Linked DNA regions of Homo sapiens: all the other regions are linked to region 3. A link is an interaction called in ENCODE POLR2A ChIA-PET data of the cell type or tissue named here. Cell type or tissue: CD4-positive, alpha-beta T cell. All regions are shown on one strand. Region 1 overlaps PPARD (peroxisome proliferator activated receptor delta). Region 2 holds the start of FANCE (FA complementation group E). Region 3 overlaps PPARD (peroxisome proliferator activated receptor delta).

Region 1 (8,000 bases), 71 kb after region 3:
GGGAGGCAGAAGTTGCAGTGAGCTGAGATCGCGCCATTGCACTCCAGCCTGGGGAACAAAAGCGAGACTTCATCTCAAAAAAAAAAAAAAAAAAAAAAAAAAAAAAAAAAAACACCTTCTTAGCACATTGTTTGGTCAAACAACTGGGCACCGTGGCCTAATCAAGTTGATATGTAAGACCAACATAGCCGCTGCCAGCAAGTTACTAACACTTCTGAGCCTTGGAGCCTCGGCTTCCTTGCCTGTAAAGTGGGGGTAAGAAGACCATCTTGAAAGGTTGTTTTGAGGTTTTACGTGAGATGAAATGGGTGTCCAATGGAGTGCCTTTAGCAGGACACCTGCTTACCCCCACCTCTACCCAGGACATCATGATGCGGGGGAAGTGGTGGAACCTTCAGAACCCAGCCCCTAGTATGAGAAGAATTCTGCCATCACCTTTCTTTCAGCAGAGAGGGAAGCAGTCCCCTTCCGTGACAGTCACATGCGTGAGTGATGGCTCCTTCCAATATCCTGCACTTCTTACTGCCCCTTACCTGGCGTTGCTCCACTCTGTCTCATGTTCTAGTTTTCTTATCTCTTTCTCTTTTTTTTTCTATTTTATTTTTTTCCTGTAGGCACAAGTGAGTTACAGTAGGTTAAGTTACACCTTACCTTTCCTTGTTTTTCTTGTTTATTTATTTGTTTATTTATTTTTTTGAGACAAGGTCTTGTTCTGTCACCACAGGCTGGAGTACAGTGGTGCAATCACAGCTCACTGCAACCTGGACCTCCCAGGCTCAAGTCATCTTCCCACATTCAGGCAATCCTCCCACCTCAGCCTCCCAAGTATCTGGGACTACAGGCATGTGCCACCACACCCAGCTAGTTTTTAAAATTTTTTATAGAGATAGAGACAGGGTCTCACTATGTTGCCCAGGCTGGTCTCAAACTCCTGGGCTCAAGTGATCCTCCCGCCTCAGCCTCCCAAAGTGTTGGGATCACAGGTGTGAGCCACTGCACCTGGCCTTTTGTTTTTTTTAAGTAGAGACAGTCTTGCTTTATCACCCAGGCTGGTATACGATGGCACAATCACAGCTCTCCTAGGCTCAAGGATTTTCCTGCCTCAGCCTCCTCAGTAGCTGGCACTATAGGCAGGTGCCACGACACCCAACTATTTTTTTTTTTTTACTTTTTATAGAGACAGGGTCTCACTATGTTGCTCCTGGCCTCAGGTAATCCTCCTGCCTTGGCCTCCCAAAGTACTGCGATTACTGGCGTGAGCCACCACACTCAGCCGAGTGCAATGGCGCGATCTCAGCTCACTGCAGCCTCCGCCCCCCTGCCCCCGGGTTCAAGTGATTCTCCTTCCTTAGCCTCCCGAGTAGCTGGGACTACAGGCATGTGCCACCACGCCCAGCTAATTTTTGTATTTTTAGTAGAGATGGGGTTTCACCATGTTGGCCAGGATGGTTTCAATCTCTTGACCTCGTGATCCGCCCGCGTCGGCCTCCCAAAGTGCTGGGATTACAGGCGTGAGCCACCACACCCAGCCCTGCTGTTACCTCTTTCTTACCTCAGCTATTTGAGGATAGAGTCTAGGTCCTGTCCTGCATATAGAAGGTGCTTATCATGTGTCTTTTGAGTGAACACAGAGGGTGACATTGTCACGTGCAGTGCCAACAGAAACCAAATGACTAGACACCTGCTGACCTTCCATGGCCACAGGGAGGATGAGAAAGGCACCTCCAGGAGGTGTGAATAATCTGAGGGTATTGGCCACTGTGGACAAGACTCGGTGGTGGAAGTGAGCTCAGAGATCCAAAGGGAACGTGAGTAGAGACATGCAGAGTCTCGCAGAGGAAGCAGACGTGCAGGCCACAAAGACAAAATTACAAGAAATGCCCCAACACGAGCATATGCTCACGGACTGCACAGATTCAAGGAGGAAGTGCCAGAAACCCTGCCTGCCCCAGCATCTGCACAGGCATCCACAAAGGGTTTCTGTCATGTTATCTCTTTTTCTTCCAACATCCGGTGCTGTGAGTTTTATTGTCCCTGTTATAAATGCCTCCAGGAGTGGCAGGTCCTGCCCAGCCCCATCAGCCAGTTGGTGCTGCAGTCAGGACACCCAGGCAGCCTGAGGACTGCCAGATGTGCAGAGAGCTATCGCGTGCCTGCTGCGTGCCCAGCACCTCACACAGCTCTCAGTGTCTGACCACGCTGGTGCCCTGGTGGACAAAGTTCCTGCCCTTGTGGCCCTTTTGTCTAGTGGGTGGCTTCCAACAATGAACACACACAGGATATGTCAGGCGGTGACAAAGGCTACTGAGAAGACCAAAGCGGCTTCACCCTCCCAGAGCACAGCTTTTCCCTCCCAGGCCCGAGAGATGTAGGGAGCCCACTGTCCCAGTCTGGGTCAAGAGGAACAGTTACAACACCTTGGAATGACTGAAGTTGGGAGCTAAGGTGCCAGGACAAGACAGGCCATTTTAGGAACCAGAGACTTGTGTTACCCCTAAACCTCACCAGCCAGGAGGGGAGCAGCCCACTGGGTCCTCTCTGCCACAGTTGGGTGCTTCTTGTGCTCCCCCTCCTGTGGTCAGGATAGGGGAAGCAGGCTTTCCTGCTGCCACTCCTAGGACCCAAGGGGAAGCTGGGGGAGTGGGGAGACCATGTGGGAAGGATGGAGTGCACTTTGATTGGTAGCAGGTGGATAGGTACTCCCATGGTGGGGAAATCAAAGTTGCTTGGCCTGTGTAGTAGACAGGTATTACCACAGGCCTGGAAAACATTAGCCTGGGTTTATCTCTGTGGCTTCGGTCCCCCAACATCCCCTTCTACTCAAAATGGCTGATTCTCTGGTTTGGAGGTTTGGCACCTGCTTTTGGGGAGGTTGCTCAGTCATTAGAGAAGAGTGCAGAGGTTGGACGGTCATCATGGCAGAGGTAGGACAGCTGGTATGTGGGGCCATGAAACCAGCTTTGGGCTAGGAGTCAGGAAGCTGAGACTCAGTTCAGGTCCCCTTTCCAAGATGAAGAGATCATTTCCGAGTGTCCAAAGGGCACTGGGAAGAGAATCCTAGCAGTTCTTATGAAATCATCTGACAGCAGATATATCCTGAAGTCATAGCCTTAGCAAACTGCCTTTCTCGCCAACACACTCAACACCCCGTGGTTCAAACATCTATACGTCTGATAGAAAAACTTGGAGAAATTCAGTGTGTTGCTTAATCAATATGACTGATACCTAAGCTGTTCTACTCAAGAAGTTTTCATGGGAATGAACTTGAGCTTCTTGAAGAGATTGTTTACAGCATCCCTGGAGTCTATGCAAGAATAGAACTTCCTGTGGGGGATGGTGGGGAGGCTAGCTCTGCAGAGGTCTACAGTCCTGCAGTTTCTGCAAAACACGTTGCACACATCTCCATATGGGCCACACGGTGGCAACCTCTGAACCAGGAGAGCTGCTTCCTAAGGGCTAAGACCCTCTGTCTGCTTTCTCTCTCTTGCTTTCCTCCCAAAACACAGCCATCCTCCTCCCCACTGCTACCCCATGGTGAGTTCAGCCCAGGAAGCCTCTGACCCAGCCCTGATGGTAATAGCTGCTGTGTACTGGACATCTTCTGTATGTTAGGCTCTGGGAGAAATGCTGTGGAGACTTTTTGCCCATCCTCCCAGAGAAGCTGTCAGTACCCCCTGTTCTAGGTGAAGAAACTGGTCCTCAGAAAGGTTGACTCCCTGAGGCCACACAGCTGTTAAGTGGCTGAGGCGAGGGCTGTGGGGCTGTTCCCACGCCCTGGCTTCCAGGCCTGGCAGCATGTGGAGCTGCCCCTCCATCGTGTGTCCGCAGACCTCTCCCGGAGCTCCTCGCCACCCTCACTGCTGGACCAACTGCAGATGGGCTGTGACGGGGCCTCATGCGGCAGCCTCAACATGGAGTGCCGGGTGTGCGGGGACAAGGCATCGGGCTTCCACTACGGTGTTCATGCATGTGAGGGGTGCAAGGTACGGACTGGGGGGAGCGGTGGCTGGCCACTGAGGCTGTGGTCACATGGTGAATTGACCCTCCACAAAGCTTTCCTTGCCTTGGGGTGGGGCCCTGACTGTACCTATTGCAGAATTCCTGCCCAGGAGGCAGCCAGGCCCTTGTGCTCCAGACCTCAGCTCTGGGCACTGCAGGAGAAGAGGGGGTTCCCTTGTCAAGCCTACCCTGCTGGGCACCTGTGTTGACCCAGCTCTGTGGGTGATTGTGTCCCCCTGGGGACCAGGCAGCTAGGGCAGAATGAGGGTCTTGGGCTGAGCCATCGTCTTACCTGAGGTCTGGGTTTCTTGTTTCTCAAGGCTCAAAGCGGGCTCTGAGAAAAAAGGACAGACATTTGTTTTTCCAGTGATATTTGTGGGTCCTTCCTAACTTCACACCCATCAAAATCTCACAGATTATTTTATTGAATCACCACCTCACAAATACACAGAACCAGATACATTTATGAAGAAATCAAGTTAGCCGTGAGACAATCTTATGTTACCAAACTAACAAAGAAGCTTTTTTTTTTTTTTTTTTTTTTTTTGAGATGGAATCTCGATCTGTCGCCCAGGCTGGAGTGCAGTGGCGTGATCTCAGTTAACTGCAACCTCCACCTCCCGGGTTCAGGAGATTCTCCTGCCTGAGCCTCCAGAGTAGCTGGGATTACAGGTACATGCCACCATGCCTGGCTAATTTTTGTATTTTTAGTAGAGATGGGGTTTCACCACATTGGCCAGGCTGGTCTCGAACTCCTGACCTCAGGTGATCCACCTGCCTTGGCCTCCCAAAGTGCTAGGATTACAGGTGTGAACCACTGTGCCTGACCCAATTTTTGTAGTTTTAATAGGGACGGGGTTTCACCATGTTGGCTAGGCTGGTCTTGAACTCCTGACCTCAGGTGATCCACCCACCTCGGCCTCCCAAAGTGCTGGGATTACAGGCGTGAGCCACTGTGTCCAGCCCCAACAAAGAAGCTTTAGGACTTCTTTAGACATTTAAAATAGTTGTGTTTTTTTTTTGTTTTGTTTTGTTTTATTTTGTTTTGTTTTGTTTTGAGATGGAGTTTCACTCTTGTTGTCCAGGCTGGAGTGTAATGGCGCGATCTTGGCTGACTGCAACCTCCACCTCCCGGGTTCAAGCGATTCCCCTGCCTCAGCCTCCTGAGTAGCTGGGATTACAGGGGTGTGCCACTACACCCAGCTAATTTTTCTGTATTTTTAGTAGAGACGGGGTTTCACCATGTTGGCCAGGCTGGTCTCAAACTCCTGACCTCAGGTGATCCGCCCACCTCGGCCTCTCAAAGTGCTGGGATTACAGGCGTGAGCCACTGTGCCTGAACTAAAATAGTTTTAATTAAAGTTTTAGAATTACTTTCCTTCTCCATCTCCCCTCCAAAAAAATTTCTTCTCGTTACTTCCAAATGTCAGGAGTGTTTACACCTTATACATAATCGGGCCCTTTGGCACAGCCTCCCTCCCACCTCCTGGTGGCCTTTCCTCACCTGTTCTTGGTGCTTCAGGGCTTCTTCCGTCGTACGATCCGCATGAAGCTGGAGTACGAGAAGTGTGAGCGCAGCTGCAAGATTCAGAAGAAGAACCGCAACAAGTGCCAGTACTGCCGCTTCCAGAAGTGCCTGGCACTGGGCATGTCACACAACGGTGAGAGCTGACCAGGGCAACTCACGGGCTGCTGGCTCCACACAGCCTGAAACCAAGGTCCAGGGAGCCCTTGGGGCAGCCTAGAGGGGGCACCTGTAGAGCAGTGCCTGGCGCACAGTAAGCACCATGGCTGTTGGCTGTTGGCTTTGCTGATCTGGACCTTGGATCTTAGAGCCTAAGACCTGCCACTTCCTCAGACTGCCAGCATCTACCATGGGTCCCAGGCGTGGGGTAGTGTTTACCTCCCTATACCTGAGGTTTACGCATTCTGGCCCAGAAGGGAACTGATAATTGATACCAGCTTGAACAATTTGGGGAACACCAGTCCCAGAAACTCAAGCCTGTCTCAGATGACCTGACACAGCATGAAAGCTACTGCCAAGGCCAGGTGGCCCTTCTTGGTTATAGAAGGCAGGCAGTAACCAGTAAGTAACCACATTTGTCAACTGCCAGGAGCCAGGCAGAAGTTTCTTGGAGGTCACCCACTCCCAGGAGACAGAGCCTTCTCTGCCCTGTGCTCCAGGCCTCCTGCAGAGCCTTGTCTTCGGACCCCAGGGTAGGATATTGCAAAGCCCACCTGTCCCCTCAGTACCTCTCTGAGTAAGACCCCTAGAGGACAGGGGAGAGCCTCTTGTGATCTCTACAGGCAGGTTAGCTGCTTGGCCAGCTTTTACCCAGGGATGCCCTAACTGCCTTGCATCTTAGAGGGTAGCAGTACCTGAGCCCTCCATTTGCGGCTCTCCTGGGTAATGGGGTCTGGCAGGTCTGGGTTTGACTCCTTTCTTAGGAAATCTCGGAACTGACTGAATCCCTCTCCTTACGCTAACTCCAGGAGAAGTCGAATTCGTATCCTACTCAATTACTAATGACAACAATTTTTGAGTGCTTACTATGTGAGGATTCTTATTTAATTGATCTAATAACTCAGTAAGTTTTAAAAAGTATTAGCCTCATTTTTCTGATTAAAAAAGAAAAGTGGCCAGGTGCAGTGGCTCACACCTGTAATCCCATCACTTTGGGAGGCCAAGGTAGGAGGATTGCTTGAGTCCAGGAGTTTAAGACCAGCCTGAGCAACATAGTGAGACCTCATCTCTACAAAAAAAAAAAAAAAAAAAAAAAAAATTTAGCCAGGCTTGGTGGCGTGCACCTGTAGTCCCAGCTACTCAGAAGGCTGAGGCGGGAGGATCACTTTAGCCCAGGAGGTCAAGGCTGCAGTGAGCCATGATTGTGCCACTGTACTCCAGCCTGGATGAGAGTGAGACCCTGTCTCAAAACAAAAAAAGAAAAAGGCTGGGCATGGTGGCACATGCCTATAATCCTAGCACTTTGGGAGGCCAAGGCGAGTGGATCACCTGAGGTCAGCAGTTCAAGACCAGCCTGGCCAAGATGGTGAAACTCTGTCTCTACTAAAAAAAAAATACAAAAATTAGCCAGGCATGGTGGTGGGCGCCTATAATCCCAGCTACTCGGGAGGCTGAGACAGAGAATTGCTTGAACCCGGGAGGCAGAGGTTGCAGTGAGCCGAGATCGTGCCACTGCACTCCAGCCTGGGAGACAGAGCGAGACTCTGTCTCAAAAAAAAAAAAAGAAAAGAAAAAGAAAAGTGAAGGAGTCTGCCCCAAGTCACAAAGCTAGTAAACTGCTGAGCTGGAACTCAAGCCCAGGCCTTTGTCACCAAAGTCTGTCTTACCCCAGCTAGCGTAGCTCAGTCACTCAGTAAGTTAGAGTCCTTGTGTGCTGGGCACTGTGAACAAAACAGACAAAATCACTGCTCTTGCAAAGATACACCAAAAAAAAAAAAAAATCACATCTTGTGGAGCTTGCGATCTGGAGGGGCCACCCCATCATTCCTACCTTGCTGACTCTAGAGCTTCTGGGGGCCTTAGGCTCCAAAAGGATTTGGCCCATGCACCTGTAAAGGGATGGGGATGTCAGAGGTGCTGGGGCCTGCCTGGGCTCCTTGCTGACTGCCCCCTTCCCTGTGCAGCTATCCGTTTTGGTCGGATGCCGGAGGCTGAGAAGAGGAAGCTGGTGGCAGGGCTGACTGCAAACGAGGGGAGCCAGTACAACCCACAGGTGGCCGACCTGAAGGCCTTCTCCAAGCACATCTACAATGCCTACCTGAAAAACTTCAACATGACCAAAAAGAAGGCCCGCAGCATCCTCACCGGCAAAGCCAGCCACACGGCGGTGAGTGTTGCTGCTGCTTGGCCTGGCAGCATCCTGGGCTCTGGGTCCCACTGCCGCCTGCCTGACTCCGGGAGAGCCAGGCCTTCTCCCTCCCTCAACTTCATGGTGCAGGCAAGGGACATGGGGAGCACAGGGTGGGGGTCTCCCGAG
Region 2 (8,000 bases), 100 kb after region 3:
AACTCAGACTTGCCCCATTTCAGTTGCTCAAGAGCCGCATATGGCTCTTGGTTACTGTATTGAACAGCACTCTTCTAAATGGCTATAGGAGAGGCTTCTTTTTTTTTTGAGTCAGAGTCTCGTTCTGTCTCCCAGGCTGGAGTGCAGTGGCACGATCTTGGCTCACTGCAACCTCCGCCTCCTGGTTCAAGCGATTCTTCTGCCTCAGCCTCCTGAGTAGCTGGGACTATAGGCACATGCCATCACGACTGGCTAATTTTTGAATTTTTAGTAGAGACAGGGTTTCACCATATTGGCCAGGCTGGTCTCGAACTCCTGGCCTCGTGATCTGCCTGCCTTGGCCTCCCAAAGTGCTGGGATTACAGTCTGTTTTTTTTGTTTTTGAAATGAAGTCTCCCTCTGTTGCCCAGGCTAGAGTGCAATGGCATGATCTCAGCTCACTGCAACCTCCGCCTCCTGGGTTCAGGCGATTCTCCTGCCTCAGCCTCCTGAGTAGCTGAGATTACAGGCACTCGCCACCACACCTGGCTAATTTCTGTATTTTTACTAGAGATGGTTTCGCCATGTTGGCCAGGCTGGTCTTGAACTCCTGACCTCAGGTGATCCACCCACCTCGGCCTCCCAAAGTGCTGAGATTACAGGTATGAGCCACCGAGCCTGGCCTATATGAGAGGCTTCTAATTCTGACTGGTCTCTAATCCACTTGGGGGCAGGACGTGGGTTACCACAGAGTCTTGCATGCAGGAAATGCTCAGTGGTTGCCTCAGGGGTGAGTGAATGGATGCAGTTTTCCCAACAGCTGCTGACAGGGATCACGGCCACTCCCAGGAGTCTCTGCCAAAGTTCCACCTTGTCCGAGAGCTCATGGCGCCACTTCAGAGCCTGGACCTTGAGGTGCAGCAGGTTGTGGGTGAGGGGTGGCAAAAGATGGCTTTCTGGCCCTCTGGGACACCCAGATCTGCTGGGGGAGGGCTTGGTGGCCACTGAGGCTGAATGTGGGCATGCGGGTGGAGTGTCTGACCCTACCTGTGGCTGCCTGGGAAGCAGGACAGTCGGGATGTGGTGTGTGGCATCTGCATGGACAAAGTGTGGGACAAGCCAGAGGCCCAGCGGGTCTTCGGCATCCTGCCCAACTGCACCCATGCCCACTGTCTGGGCTGCCTGCGCACCTGGCGGAAGAACCGGCAGGACTTCCCGCTGGATGTCATCAAGTCAGTGTCATGGGGGTCCCAACAGGGATGGAGGGAAACACCCCAGTGAGGAGGCTGGCCTGGGGGCCTGTGACTATTCTCCCACATTCTACTCCACTGCTCAGGGCGTGTCCACAGTGCCGTGTCCATTCCAGCTACATCATCCCCCACAAGTTCTGGGTGAGCAAGGGGGCCCAGAAGGAGCAACTCATCAGGAACTTCAAGGCTCGGACCAGGTGAGGCTGCAGAGGGAACGAGACTCAGGGTTAGGGAAGTGGAGAAGGTAGCCCCTGATTCATTCTGGTTCAGCCATGGTTCCCAGCCAGTGAATCCCCAAAGCCCTGAAGTTTAGAGTGACCAAAATGGCAGGTGAAGGCATGAACTATTTTCATGATTTCAGAAAGCCCAGTTAATAAGGCCAGGCATGGTAGCTCACACCTGTAATCCCAGCACTTTGGGAGGCCAAGGCGGGCAGATCACCTGAGGTCAGGAGTTCAAGACCACCTGACCAACATGGTGAAACCCCGTCTCTACTAAAAATACAAAAATTAGCCAGACGTGATTGCAGGCGCCTGTAATCCCAGCTACTCGGGAGGCTGAGACAGGAGAATCGCTTGAACCCTGGAGGTGGAGGTTGCAGTGAGCTGAGATTGTGCCACTGCACTCCAGCCTGGGCAACAAGAGTGAAACTCTGTCTCAAAAAAAAGGAAAGAAAGCCCACTTAATAAACGGAGAGTGGCTGAGATAGCAGAAGGAACACCAGGGCCAATTTTCTCTTCTAACTTGGCTCAGAATCAACTTAGAGCAACTCTGGTTCTCTCTGCACCATGAGAAGCCTTGCTTTGGCTTTTATTTCCAATTTGTCATAAGGCAGGAAAGTAAACTGATATGAATACATGTTATTTGCTTAGCTGCTCTTTGAAAACATGGGGTGGCTGAGAAGGGGGCTGAAAGGCAGCCTTATTGGATAGGTCTGAATCTCTTGGGGAGGGTAAGCACTTATTCAAAATCTGGAATTAGCTGCAATTCCAAGTTCCTAACTCCACCTTCCCAAAGGGTTTACTACACTTGATCTATGCAAAGTGTATTTGGGTAAAGGGAGGGATAAAGAAGGAGGCCTCGTCTTCACCCAGGAGATAGTCAGGCGTGTTCTGGAGACACCTGTGAACGCTAATAGCTGCATCAACAAAATTACTGAAGGAAACACTAACTCGAGTGACTCTTACAGAAGGGGAAGTATTTAAGCTGTGCATGGGAAGAACAGGGTTCCTCAGGAGGAGAAAAAAGAGGGTGTCCCAGGCAAAGAGAGATGGAAGTGAGGAAATACAGTTGACCCTTGAACAACTTAGGGGTTAGGGGCACCGAACCCCATGCAATCGAAAATCCATATAGAATGTTGTTGTTGCTGTTGTTGTTGTTGAGACAGAGCCTCGCTCTGTTGCCCAGGCTGGAGTGCAGTGGTGCAATCTCGGCTCACTGCAGCCTCAGCCTCCTGGCTCAAGCAATCCTCCCCAGTAGCTGGTACTATAGGCGCGCACCACCATGCCTGGCTAATTTTTGTATTTTTTGTAGAGACAGGGTTTTGCCATGTTTCCCAGGCTGGTCTTGAACTGCTGAGGTCAAACGATCCACCCGCCTCAGCCTCCCAAAGTGCTGGGATGACAGGCGTGAGCCACCACACCTGGCCATGTATAACTTTTGACTCCCCCAAAACTTAACTAATAACATGCCGCTGACCAGAACCCTTTCGGACAACATAAAGTCAATTAATACAGATTTTATATGTTATATGTATTATATAACATAATATGTATTCTTACAATAAAGTGAGCTAGAGAAAAGAAACGTTAAAATCATAAAGGAGAAAATATATTTACTATTCATTAGGTGAAAGCAGATTACCATAAACGACTTGATCCTCATTGTCTTCACATTGAGTAGAAGGACGAAGAGGAGGGAATTGGTTTTGCTGTCTCCAGGATCTTGTCTGCGTATAAGCTGCCCCAGGCAATTCAAGCCTGTGTTGTTCAACAGCAACTGTACTGGCAGCTGGGCCACCAGTTGGAAGTTTCCCAAGGGGAGCGCTCAGGACTGGATGTGATAGGAGATGGTGTAGATGGAGGTTTATTGTGTGACAGGCTTTGTATCTCGTAAACTGCATGAGGCAGGGACTCTTACTATCCTCATACTGTAGAAGAAGAAACTGAGGGGCTGGGCACGGTGGCTCACACCTGTAATCCCAGCACTTTGGGAGGCTGACGGGGAGGAACTCTTGAGCCCAGGAGTTGAGACCAGCCTGGGCAACATGGTGAAGCCCCATCTCTACAAAAAATATAAAAATTAGCCAGGCATGATGGCACACGCGTGCAGTCCCAGCTACTCAAGAGGCTGAGGCAGGAGGATCACCTGAGCCCCAGGAGGTCAAGGCTGCAGTGAGCGTAATCATGCCATTGCACTCCAACCTGGGTGACAGAGCAAGAACCCTGTCTCAAAAAAAAAAAAAAAAAAAAACAAAAAGGCCGGGCACGGTGGCTCACACCTGTAATCCCAGCACTTTGGGAGGGCAAGGTGGGTGGATTATCTGAGGTCAGGAGTTTGAGACCAGCCTGAGCAACATGGTGAAAACCCGTCTCTACTAAAAATACAAAAAAATTAGATGGGCGTGGTGGTGGGTGCCTGTAATCCTAGCTACTTGGGAGGCTGAGGCAGGAGAATCGCCTGAACTTGGGAGATGGAGGTTTCAGTGAGCCCAGATCATGATACTGCACTCCAACCTGGGCAACAAATGTGAAACTCCATCTCAAAAACAAAAAAAAGTCTGGTATAGTGGTTCACACCTGTAATCCCAGCACTTTGGGAGGCTGAGGTGGTTGGATAACCTGAGGTCAGGAGTTCAAGACCAGCCTGGCCAATTTTGTGAAACCCCACCTCTACTAAAAATATGAAAATTAGCTGCACGTGGTGGCATGCACCTGTAGTCCCAGCTACTCGGGAGGCTGAGACAGGAGAATTGCTTGAACCCCAGAGGTGGGTGTTGCAATGAGCCGAGATTGCACCACTGCACTCCAGCCTGGGTGACAGAGCAAGACTCCATCTCAAACAAACAAACAAACAAAAAACCCAAAAAACAAACAAAATAAACCAGAAAAATGAAAGGAGGTTCCCAGGGCCGCTGCTGTTGCTGGCTCAGAGACTGAGAAGTACAGAAAGGGGCCCCTTAAGATACTTTACTGCCATCTGCTGGAAGATAGAATAAATGTAAAAGCTACACTATGATGCTAGTGGTGTCCGCTTAGATGCGGGGCTTTGGTGCTGTGTACAACCTGCCCAACCTTATGTGTCAGCCTTGAGTGCCCCTTGTTCTTGGGGTAACAGGTTTTGAAGGTGATGGTCGTCGTCTTCTCTCTCATAGCCAGATCCGATGCCGGTTCTTCGTGCGAGGGAATGGCCGCTGCCCCTTCAAATCTGAGTGTATCTACCTGCACCAGCTCCCAGCTAAGGCTGGGACCTCCGGTCCTCCCTGGCCTGAGAGAGTGCAACTGGCCTCTGGGAGTGAGGTGGTAACCGCAGGGGTATGGGGCAGGGGAGGCTGCTGGTCATGGCTTATAATAAATGTTTGTGATAAATATGAAACCTATGGATGGTATCTATGATGCTAATATGGTGCCTACTTAGATGTGGCACCTTTGTGCTATGTACAATCTGCCCAACCTTATATGTGAGTCTTGAGTTCCTCCATTCCTGAGGCAACCAGTGTTGAAGTTGATGGGTTTTCACTGATTTTTCTCTCTACTCCCAGGTGCTGGGCCCAGCATTGTTCCTAAGGGGTGCTGAGCCAGAGGACAATGTGCTCTTCACAGACGGTGCCCTGGCCATGACCTTCTGGGGTTCAGAACTCCTGCAGGACCCCAACAGTTCTTACCATGGCCTTCTGTAATCAGGATCAACTTGAGGAAAATTGGGGTGAGGGGAAGGAGTTTCTAGGTGGTAGGTCTTTCCCTTTTAGGGTTTGGTGGGGGGGCAAAAGTAGCAAGCCCTCCACCCCCATGAACTGCAGCAGTGACACAGCTGGGGACATGGAGGAATGGGGGAGGGCTCCTGGAATGAGGAAGGTTCAAACCCTCTTGCCAGGGCCTTGGTTTTTAACTTTGCTCTTTTGTAGAATGACTCTGAAAGAAAACCAATAAAATGCACCTAAGTTATCATTGCTGGTGTCTGAAGAGTGGTCCGCTCATAGCCCAGCCCCACTGCCAAGTGCAATAAGGCTGCTTCTGCATTCAATCTGTTGCAATATTACTTGTCACTTAGCTTCTGGAAAACTTCACAGTGCATTTTTGCATTATGAAAATAGTAATAACCTCATGAATCTTGTGAAAGGGACTCGGGGATCCACCAGGGTCCTTGAGCCATGTTTAGAACTTTTCCTCCCTGTTCCCTTTCAGGTGGCCAGAATACAGACCTTGGTGGGTGGGAGCCACAGCCACTCAGAGTAAAGCTGTAGGTGAGGATGCACAGGGCATTGCAGGCTTTTTAGCATTCTTGGCCCTGCCTGCTATTCATCAGGTCCCACTCCTCTAACAGCTTGTCATTCGAAGACCCAAAACATCCCCTGTAAAGTTAGAGCTGCTTACCTGAAACAGAAGGTGTCTGGAAGAAACTTCTTTCTTGCTATTTTGGCATTTGCAAAGCAGCCATTATCTAAGAAATATCACTAGTCTTTCCCGACATCTCCCTTGAAATCATTTTGGCTCAAATGGAGATCAGATCAAGCTCAAGATACTCCCATGGCTTTCCATACTATTCAGAGTGAAAGCCCAACTCCTTTCTGTGACCTCAGGCCTCTTAAGATCTGACCTGGTTCCCACTCTGATCTCAACTCCTATTACTATCCAGCAAGTGCCCTCCGTTCCAGCCATGCTTTTGCCCCAGAGCCCCCCCGCCCTCCACAGGGAGGACTGAAATGGTCTTCTCACAGACTTCTATCTGGCTTGCCAACCTCATCTTCACATTCATCTTGCCTGACCACCCTATTTAAAAGCACTTCGTGCTGTGTGTCGGTGTTATGTTCTTTTTGAACACATCACAAACATTGTTTAATTAGCTTTCCGTCTCTCCCCAGTTGTGTGACAATGAGGGCCAGGATCTTTGTTTTGTTCCCAGTATCCCCAGTCCCTAGGTGCTCAGTAAACATTTCCTGAATGAAGGGCTGTGTGTGGCAGCAGAGCTGGGACAGGAAATACAAGCTAGCCCCCAAAGCAAGGTTTAGGAGGCACTGTGGGGCTCTTCTCGCTTATTTCCTACGCTTTGCAGTGATCCCACCCTTGGCTGGAAGCCAAGTTCTCCAGCGGACTTCCTTAAACTGAACCCTAGGAAGTGGAGCCACACCTGGCCCCCTATAAACGACCCAGAGCAAGGTTACTGCTTGGTCTTTGGGAGGAAGTTCAGAAGAAAGTCTTTGGCCGTATTAATAGTGTTAGGTTTTACTGTGACCATGTCATTCTCAGGGATGTTTGTATATCAAATACTATTTCTGGAGAGGACTGAAACCCAAATGATAGCACTTTTGGCCTGTGGAAGAGATGAAGCTAAGTGGGGTGGTAAATTGTGGTCAAATTCTATGGTGAAGTCCATGACAAGCAACATGCCGTCAGCGTAAATACAGCGCGGGTCCTCTAGCACAACAGAACCCCTGACATCCACTCCATTCCACTACTTTGGGGAGTGATGAAGAAAGGGAGAGGGTTGGGGTCGTCAGCGGCGGATCCACCCCTCCATCAACCCCCGCCCCCGCCCCGCTCCAGGCTCCCTGGCCCGACACCGCCCACAAACTAACCACTTGTTTTGTCCACGCCCCCTCCCATGGGCACGCCCCAGGCCTTGGCCCCGCCCACCTACTCCGGCTGGACTTGTGCCCGGCCCTGCCCCTTGCGACCGGCCCTCGCGCCGGCCTCACGTTCAGGCTCCGCCCCCGGCCGCGCCTCCCTCCTTCCCTTTCCGACAGCGCGGGAACGGCTGCGGCTTCGGGCGGCCGGGTTTCTCCGGTCTCCCAACGCCGAGGAGAGCTTGTAACAGGCGCTGGAGCTGGCCCGCCACCGCCGCGTCAGGGACGGCGCTGGAGTCCTCCGTTCCCCTCAGCCTCTGAGCTGAGGCCCCACACCAGAGTAGGGGGCGGCGCGGCACCCGTGCCCCGGCATGGCGACACCGGACGCGGGGCTCCCTGGGGCTGAGGGCGTGGAGCCGGCGCCCTGGGCGCAGCTGGAGGCCCCCGCCCGCCTCCTGCTGCAGGCGCTGCAGGCGGGGCCTGAGGGGGCGCGGCGCGGCCTGGGGGTGCTCCGGGCGCTGGGCAGCCGCGGCTGGGAGCCCTTCGACTGGGGTCGCTTGCTCGAGGCCCTGTGCCGGGAGGAGCCGGTCGTGCAGGGGCCTGACGGCCGTCTGGAGCTGTAAGTCCTCGCCCGCGGCCCCTTAGCAGGTATGGGAGGCGGGGGGCTGTCGGGGGAACGACACACACAGAGGTGAAATAAGCCCCTTCAGCGACGGCCTGCCGCGCACCCTATGAGCAGGGGCACCCTTCACTGAGCACTTGCTGTGTGCGGGACATCGAGGATCCGGGAACTCGAGGCACACGCCTTCTGTTCGCTGTAAGGTATAGTGATGATAAGTGGAGGCAAATCACTTTTGATCGCGTACTTCCATCTCTAAAAAACTGGACTCGTACGTCCAGTGTAAGTATACTTATGTATAAAGTGTACACATGTGTTAAAATACGTACATTTTAAAGTACAAAAATAGATACTTAAAACGTGATGGTGG
Region 3 (8,000 bases):
GTCTAGTCTCTGGCTTTCAAGGACTCCTCCTTACTCTTTTGAGCAGTTTGTTACTTCTGGCCGTGCTTACCCCTTAGTAGTGCTCTCTGCTGTGGTGGCAGGTGAGAGATTTGAGAACAGGTCAAGGCCAGTCCTTGTGGAGCAGCTTGGGCACCAGCAGCCCTAGATGGATAGCTTCTTGCAGTTTGTCCACTCTCATTTTCTGAGAAGGTAGTCATGATTGTCAATTACCAAATTCCTTCCCCATTCAGTGATTTTTGCAGAGTCTGGGTCTGGATTTTCTTTCCTTCTTTCTTTTCTGACACAAGGTTTTGTTCTATTGCCCAGGCTGGAGTGCAGTGGTGCTATCATAGTGCACTGTAACCTCGAACTCCTGGGCTCAAGGGATCTTCCTGCTTCAGCCTCCAGAGTAGCGGGGACTACAGGTGCACACCACCACACTCAGCTAATTAAAAAACAATTTTTTTGTAAAGACAGGCTCTCACAATGTCTCGAACTCCTGGCCTCAAGCAGTCCTCCTCACCTTGGCCTCTCAGAGCACTGAGATTACACTGACTGCTCGTTCAGGTGCCTTTCTCCTTGCCTCTTCACCATGGCCTTCTTGTGTGATATATGCCTTAACCCATTCAGGAAGAATTGCTCCTACTCAGCCTTTCAACCCGACCTGTGGTCCCTTAGACGCCTTCCCTTAGGGCCTGGTAAGAGGATAGACAGTGTAGAGCACTAGCCTGGGAAGCCATTAGGCCTCTGCTTTGGGCCTACAGCTGTCCTGACTGTTGTGCAAGCTGTCTTCAGGGCCTGCAGATTCTGGCACATCCTGGGATAGTGCAGCTCCTCTCTCTCAGGAGTTGGACCTGTCACTTTTTTTTCGTTTTTTTTTTTTTTTTTTTTGAGATGGAGTCTCGCTCTGTCGCCCAGGCTGGAGTGCAGTGGTGCGATCTTGGCTCACTGCAAGCTCCATCTCCCAGGTTCACGCCATTCTTCTGCCTCAGCCTCCTGAGTAGCTGGGACTACAGGCGCCCGCCACCACGCCTGGCTCATTTTTTTTTGTAGTTTTAGTAGAGACAGGGTTTCACCGTGTTAGTCGAGATGGTCTCGATTTCCTGACCTCGTGATCTGCCCGCCTCAGCCTCCCAAAGTGCTGGGATTACAGGCGTGAGCCACCACAACCAGCCTGGACCTGTCACTTCTAAGGGCTTCAGCTATATCCTGTCCCTGAGGCCCACCTCCCTGAGTGCTCTCTGCAGGCTGGGAAGCTGAACAGTGGTGCCTTGCTCCAGTGCCTCTGAAGGGCTTGGAAATTGCAGGACACAGCTTTACTGCTCAGCATTGCCCACACTGGAAACATTCTCTTCCTCCCTACCCAGGTCTCTGTGGGCTTTGTCCGTTCTGCCAGGCCCTTGCTTATATGATGTCAGAAGCCCTGTGCCCGGTGCCATTGTCAATGCCATGTCCCAGATTACCTAATGGCTGCTTCTTGGAGATGGTTTGGTGTCCATGCACATTTTTCTCTGCCGTTGGAGCCAGGGTGAGGAGCTGCTTGCAACAGCTGGATTCCAGGGTGTCAGAGGAGCCCTTGGAGCTTGCCTTGAGCCTGGCAGGGAGAACATGGCCCCTTGCATCAGGTTTCAGACATATGGGTCTTCTTCCTTGGCAGATGGCTCCTAGCCTTCATAACTCAGCAGGCTGGTGATTGGCATGTGACTCCAGTTCATTCTGCAGGGGCTTTGGTGAAGGCATCAACTATGACTCAGGACATCTTCATTTATGAGCTTCTACCCAGCTCCCTTCTTACCTTGCCTGCGCCTTCTGCGCCGACCTGATAAAATCAGCAAAGCCAGTGTCTGCTTACTTGGGAGTGAGCAGACTCCTTCCAGGATTGGGGAAATATTTGCTGACTCAGGCTCAGAATCACATCTCAGGGTGGTGTGTAAGGGACCGACGAGGAGCCAGATTACCTTAGGAACACTCTTTGAGTTACGGTGGGTATAACTTATTAGAGTTGCTTTGAGGGCCCCTGGCACCTGTCAGCTAAAGCTGTTGGGGTTTTTTCTATCCTGCAGTGTTGTACAGTGTTTTGGGCATGCACGTGATACTCACACAGTGGCTTCTGCTCACCAACAGATGAAGACAGATGCACCAACGAGGTAATCCCATTTTCTTTACTCAGGGGTCTCTGACCACCACTGACACAGGATCCAGATTTAAGATCCTGACCTTGAAGATGAAATAATTTCACTAGGGCTTATTCCCAGATTCCAGGTTCCTGTCACAGCATCTGGTACCAGTTGCTTATGCATAGTATAGGCATTTATTAAGTAATTATTGAAAGTCTATGGCTTACATAGTTTTTTCAGGAGCATGGAGATTCCCACCTTTGCGCCCATTAAAAGATAAACTCCACAGGGCAGGGAGTTGTTTTGCTGCCTGTTGTGTCTAGGATAGTGCCTGGCACAGAGGAGATAATGAATAAATTTTTGTTGAATGAGTAAATGAACGAACTTTCGTCTTTGCCTATATGGGTACCTAGGGTGCCAGGCCACAAAGATGGTGTCCATCATTCTCTCTTATTAGGGGGCAAATATATATATATATATATATTTTGTTTGTTTGTTTGTTTTTGAGACGAAGTCTTGCTCTTGTCCCCCAGACTGGAGTGCAATGGCGTGATCTTGGCTCACTGCCACCTCCTTCTCCTGGGTTCAAGTGCTTCTCCTGTCTCAGCCTCCCAAGTAGCTGGGATTATAGGCACCTGCCACCACGCCCGGCTAATTTTTGTATTTTTAGTAGAGATGGGGTTTCACCATGTTGGCCAGGCTGGTCTGGAACTCCTGACCTCAGGTGATCCGCCCGCCTCAGCCTCCCAAAGTGCTGGGATTACAGGCGTGAGCCACCGCACCTGGCCTTTTTTTTTTTTTTTTGAGATGGAGTTTCGCTCTTGTTGTCCAGGCTGGAGTGCAATGCCGTGATCTCGGCTCACTGCAACCTCCGCCTCTTAGGTTCAAGCGATTCTCCTACCTCAGCCTCCTGAGTAGCTGAGATTACAGGCATGCGCCACCACATCTGGCTAAATTTTGTATTTTTAGTAGAGACGGGGTTTCACCATGTTAGCCAGACTGGTCTCAAACTCCTGATGTCAGATGATCTACCCGCCTCAGCCTCCCAGAGTGCTGGGATTACAGATGTGAGCCACTGTGCCCAGCCGGGAACAAATATTTTTAAGTGCCAACTATGTGCCAGGCACTTGGGAAATGATAATAGTAAAAAACAGATCCAATCTCTGCCTCATGGGTCTGTGGTTTGCTGGTATATATGAGAGCTGGCCATAACACACAGAATTGTTTCTTCCATCTCTGCAGGGGTAGGAGGTTCTCACCAAGAGTCTGAACAATGCTCTGGGTTCCCATTGCTGTTTCCATGTTCTCAGGATGCCTGGCAGGTTTTATAAACTCTCAGAAGTGGAGCTCCAGGGAATACAATGTTCATTGTCCTATTTGGAAGGCTGGGTTGTTGTGGGTCCCTGCTGGGGGCCGGGGAAACGTGGGCCTCCTGCCTGATTTGTTTTAATCTCTGAAGTTCAGTGGTTCCAGTAGCTGTTTGTGGGCTTCACTTCCCCTTCTCTGCCTTTAACACCCTGCAGGTTTTCCTGTTGTCAGACAGGGTGGTGAGTCCCTGTGTCTCTCTGTCTGTGGGGGTCAGGTTGTTTGTAGATCTTTCAGGAAGGTCCTGGGTGGGGGGCCCTCCTGCTTTCAAACCCATACCAAGTGCTTTCCTCTGAAGGGAATGTGAGGGAGGAAGAAGGGGGGAGTTTCAGAGACTTCTGAGGTTCCCCAAGAGGGAAGAGGTCAAAGTACCTCCTGAGCGGGGAGAGCTACTGAGTTGAACTGATTTGCTTTGCCATTTGCTTTAGCAGCAGCCAGGCCCAGTGGCAGCAATTGTACGTGCATTTCCAGGGGTCAGTTGTCCAGTTCATCCCTGAGCCTTGAGCTCCCAGTCGCAGGTAGGAACTTCTCTTCTCCTTTCTTTTTTTTTTTTTTTTTGAGACGGAGTCTCGCTCTGTCACCCAGGCTGGAGTGCAGTGGCGCGATCTAGGCTCACTGCAAGCTCTGCCTCCTGGGTTCACACCATTCTCCTGCCTAAGCCTCCTGAGTAGCTGGGACTACAGGCGCCCGCCACCACGCCCGGCTAATTTTTTGTATTTTTAGTAGAGACGGGGTTTCACCGTGTTAGCCAAGATGGTCTCGATCTCCTGACCTCGTGATCCACCGGCCTCGGCCTCCCAAAGTGCTGGGATTACAGGCGTGAGCCACCGCGCCCGGCCTCTTCTTTCTTTCTTGATTGGGTACTGCTATATCACCTAGGACCAGGGGTGTGTCCAATCTTTTGGCATCCCTGGGCCACATTGGAAGAAGAATTATTATCTTGGGCTATACATAAAATACACTAACACTAACAATAGTGATGAGCTAAAAATAAAAATGGCAAAAGAATCTCATGTTTTAATAAAGTTTACGTATTTGCGTTGGGATGCATTCAGAGCTCTCCTGGGCTGCATGCAGTCATGGGCCATGGGTTGGATAAGCTTGGCCTCCCTAGGCAGTCCTCTCACCACAGCCTCCCAAGTAGCTGGGACTACAGGTGCACACCACTGTGCCTGGCTAAGTTTTTTTTTTGTTTGTTTTTGTTTTTTTTTAATTTAATGGGTACATAGTAGTAGGTGTATATTTCTTTTTTTCTTTTCTTTTTTGTTTTTTTGAGATGGAATCTTGCTCTTGTCACCCAGGCTGGAGAGCAATGGCACAATCTTGGCTCCCTGTAACCTCCACCTCCTGGGTTCAAGCGATTCTCCTGCCTCAGCCTCCCAAGTAGCTCAGATTACAGGCGCCCGCCACCACGCCCAGCTAATTTTTGTATTTTTAGTAGAGATGGGGTTTTGTCATGTTGGCCAGGCTGGTCTCGAACTCCTGACCTCAAGTGATCTGCCTGCCTCAGCCTCCCAAAATGTTGGGATTACAGGCATGAGCTACCACACCCGGCCTTGTATGTCTTCTTTTGAGAAATGTCTATTAAAATCTTTTGCCCATCCTTTTATTAGATTATTCGTTTTTTTCCTATAGAGTTGTTTGAGCTCGTTATATATTCTTGTTATTAACCCCTTGTGAAATGGGTAGTTTGCAAATATTTTCTCTCATTCTGTGGGTTGTCTCTTCACTTTGTTGATTGTTTCCTTTGCTGTGCAGAAACTGTTTAATGTGATGTGATCCCATTTGACCATTTTTGCTTTGGTTGCCTGTGCTTGCGGGGTATTGCTCAAGAAATTTTTGCCCAGACCAGTGTCCTGGAGATTTTCTCCTGTTTTCTTGTAGTACTTTCATGGTTTGAAGTCTCAGATTTAAGTCTTTATTTTGATTTGGTTTTTGTGGATGGCAAGAGGTAGGGGTCTAGTTTCATTCATCTCCATATGAATATCCAGTTTTCCAAGCACCATTTATTGAAGAGACTGTCTTTTCCTCAGTGTATGTTCTTGGCACCTTTGTCAAAAGTGAGTTCACTGTAGATGTGTGGATTTGTTTCTGGGTTCTCTATTCTGTTCCATTGGTCTATGTGTCTTTTTTTTTTTTTTTTTTTTTTCTCTGAGACAGAGTTTTGCTCTGTTGCCCAGGATGGAGTGCAGTGGCGTGGCGTGATGTTGGCTCACTGCAGCCTCTGCCTCCCGTGTTCGAGCAGTTCTCCTGCCTCAGTCTCCCAAGTAGCTGGGATTACAGGCATGTGTCACCATGCCTGGCTAATTTTTTGTGTTTTTAGTAGAGATGGGGTTTCACCATGTTGGTCAGGCTGGTCTTGAACTCCTGACCTCAGGTGATCTGCCCACCTCGGTCTCCCAAAGTGCTGGGATTACAGGCATGAGCCACCGCGCCTGGGCGAAAGATGGCTTATTTTGAAGTCAACTTTAGAATATTATAAAACAGCATTCTCAAACTTTTTGGCCTCAAGATCCCTTTAGATTCTTTTTTTGTTTGTTTGTTTGTTTTTGTTTTTTGAGACGGAGTCTCTCTCTGTCACCCAGGCTGGAGTGCAGTGGCACAATCTCGGCTTACTGCAAGCCCCGCCTCCCGGGTTCATGCCATTCTCCTGCCTCAGCCTCCCGAGTAGCTGGGACTACAGGTGCCCGCCACCACGCCCAGCTAATTTTTTGTGTTTTTAGTAGAGACGGGGTTTCACCATGTTAGCCAGGATGGTCTCAATCTCCTGACCTCGTGATTCACCCGCGTCGGCCTCCCAAAGTGCTGGGATTACAGATGTGAGCCACTGCGCCAGTCCCTTTAGATTCTTAAAAATTATTGAAGACCCCAAGGGCTTATGTTTACCATGTTAGAAGTTATAATAGGCCGGGCGGGTGACATTCGTTAATATCACCACTGATCTCATTTTTAAAAAGTCTTTAAGTATTGGGAAGCTGTCGGGCTCACAGTGGTCAATACACGTTTTCTAAATTTGAGTTTTCTCTTGAAAGTTTGATTTTTATCATTGGTAACATACTGTTGGTTCTTTTGTTTGATTTTGTCTGAGATAGCATCTCCCTCAGTCACCCAGGCTGGAGTGCAGTGGTGCAGTCATAGCTCACTTGCAGCCTCCAACTTCTGGGCTCAAGTAATCCTCCTGCCTCAGCGTCCAGAGTAGCTAGGACTACAGGTATGTGCTACCATGCCCAGCTCATTTTAAAATTTTTTGTAAAGATGGTGTCTTGTGATCTTGCTACATCGACCAGGCTGGTCTTGAATTCCTGGCCTCAAGTGATCCATCTGCCTCAGCCTCCCAAATTACTGGGATTATAGGCATGAGCCACCACACCCAGCCTTTTTTTTTTTTTTTTTTTTTTTTGATATGGGGTCTCACTCTTGCCCAGGCTTGAGTGCGGTGGCACAGTCTTGGCTCACTGTATCTAGCCTTGACTTCCAGGCTCAAGTGATCCTTTCATCTCAGCCTCCCAAGTAGCTAAGACTACATGCATGCACCATCATGCCCACCTCATTTTTTAACTTGTTGTAGAGATCAGGTCTCCCTGTGTTGTCCAGGCTGGTCTCAAACTCCTGAGCTCGAGCCATTCATTCCTGCCTTGGCCTCCCAAAGTGCTGGGATTAAAGGCATGAGCCACTGTGCCCAGCCAGTTCTTTTTTGTTTTGTTTTGTTTTGTTTTGAGATGAAGTCTCACTCTGTCACCCAGGCTAGAGTGCAGTGGTGTGATCTCGGCTCACTGCAACCTCCGCCTCGTGGGTTCAAGTGATTCTTCTGCCTCAGCCTCCCAAGTAGCTGGGACCACAGGCGCGCACCCCAATGCCCGGCTAATTTTTGTATTTTTTTAGTAGAGATGGGGTTTCACCATATTGGTCAGGCCGGTCTCGAACTCCTGACCTCATGATCTGCCCACCTCAGCCTCCCAGAGTGCTGGGATTACAGGCGTGAGCCACCGCGCCCGGCCACAAAGAATATTTAAAAGACAGATATCAAAGGTGGAGATTTTAATAAAGTTAGTTTTTATTTATTCATCTAGGACATTCTTAAATTGGCATTTTATTGTCTTTCATGGTTCTGTGGATTAACTGGGCCCAGCTGGGTGGTTCTTGCTTGGGATATGTCATGTTGCTATAGTCAAATGAAGACGGGGCAGGTGTCATCTGAAGGCTCAGCTGGGCTGGGTGTCCACGCTGGCTTAGGCACATGGGTGGCACTTGATGCTGTTGAATGGAGTGCGTATACATGACCTCTCTATGTGCCTTGGGCTTCTCATAGCATGAGAGCTGGGTTCTGAGCAGAAGCATTCCCAAAATGAATGTATTGAGAGATTCAGAAAGAAATGTCAATGTTTCTCATGTCCTAGCCTTGGAAGTTACACAGTGCCACTTCCTCTATTCCCTTGGTCTCAGGACCAGTTCAGATTCAAGGAGAGGACTACACAAGGGTGTGAATACTAAGAGGCGTGATTCACTGAGGAGAGAAAC

What was found. Peaks named below come from ENCODE experiments on the same cell type or tissue, not always from the same donor. Only the 100,000 strongest peaks of a DNase experiment are listed, where the experiment ranks them.
Region 1: POLR2A ChIA-PET joins it to region 3 with 10 read pairs; 23 of 35 experiments call an interaction of 5 or more read pairs at or near these places.
Region 2: POLR2A ChIA-PET joins it to region 3 with 16 read pairs; 25 of 35 experiments call an interaction of 5 or more read pairs at or near these places.

What each region holds. Positions count from the first base shown.
Region 1 is chr6:35,416,299-35,424,298 of GRCh38, forward strand. PPARD (peroxisome proliferator activated receptor delta) reads left to right here. Exons shown (of 8, transcript NM_006238.5): 4 at 3,829-3,983; 5 at 5,522-5,660; 6 at 7,648-7,850. Among named protein-coding and RNA genes, the nearest start is that of FANCE, 32 kb to the right of the region's middle. In CD4-positive, alpha-beta T cell, a CTCF peak has its summit at 3,439 (motif pointing right); a DNase peak (open chromatin) is centred at 3,393; H3K27ac peaks cover 857 bases.
Region 2 is chr6:35,445,164-35,453,163 of GRCh38, forward strand. FANCE (FA complementation group E) reads left to right here and starts at 7,175. Exons shown (of 10, transcript NM_021922.3): 1 at 7,175-7,630. The coding sequence starts at 7,383. It also overlaps the pseudogene MKRN6P. RefSeq lists a silencer at 6,826-7,725. In CD4-positive, alpha-beta T cell, CTCF peaks have their summits at 4,441 (motif pointing left) and 4,642; DNase peaks (open chromatin) are centred at 4,428 and 7,088; H3K4me3 peaks cover 1,532 bases; H3K27ac peaks cover 649 bases.
Region 3 is chr6:35,345,004-35,353,003 of GRCh38, forward strand. PPARD (peroxisome proliferator activated receptor delta) reads left to right here. Exons shown (of 8, transcript NM_006238.5): 2 at 2,064-2,147. Among named protein-coding and RNA genes, the nearest start is that of PPARD, 6.4 kb to the left of the region's middle. RefSeq lists an enhancer at 3,671-3,920. In CD4-positive, alpha-beta T cell, no CTCF peak of the experiment used is centred here; a DNase peak (open chromatin) is centred at 3,638; H3K4me3 peaks cover 408 bases; H3K27ac peaks cover 2,717 bases.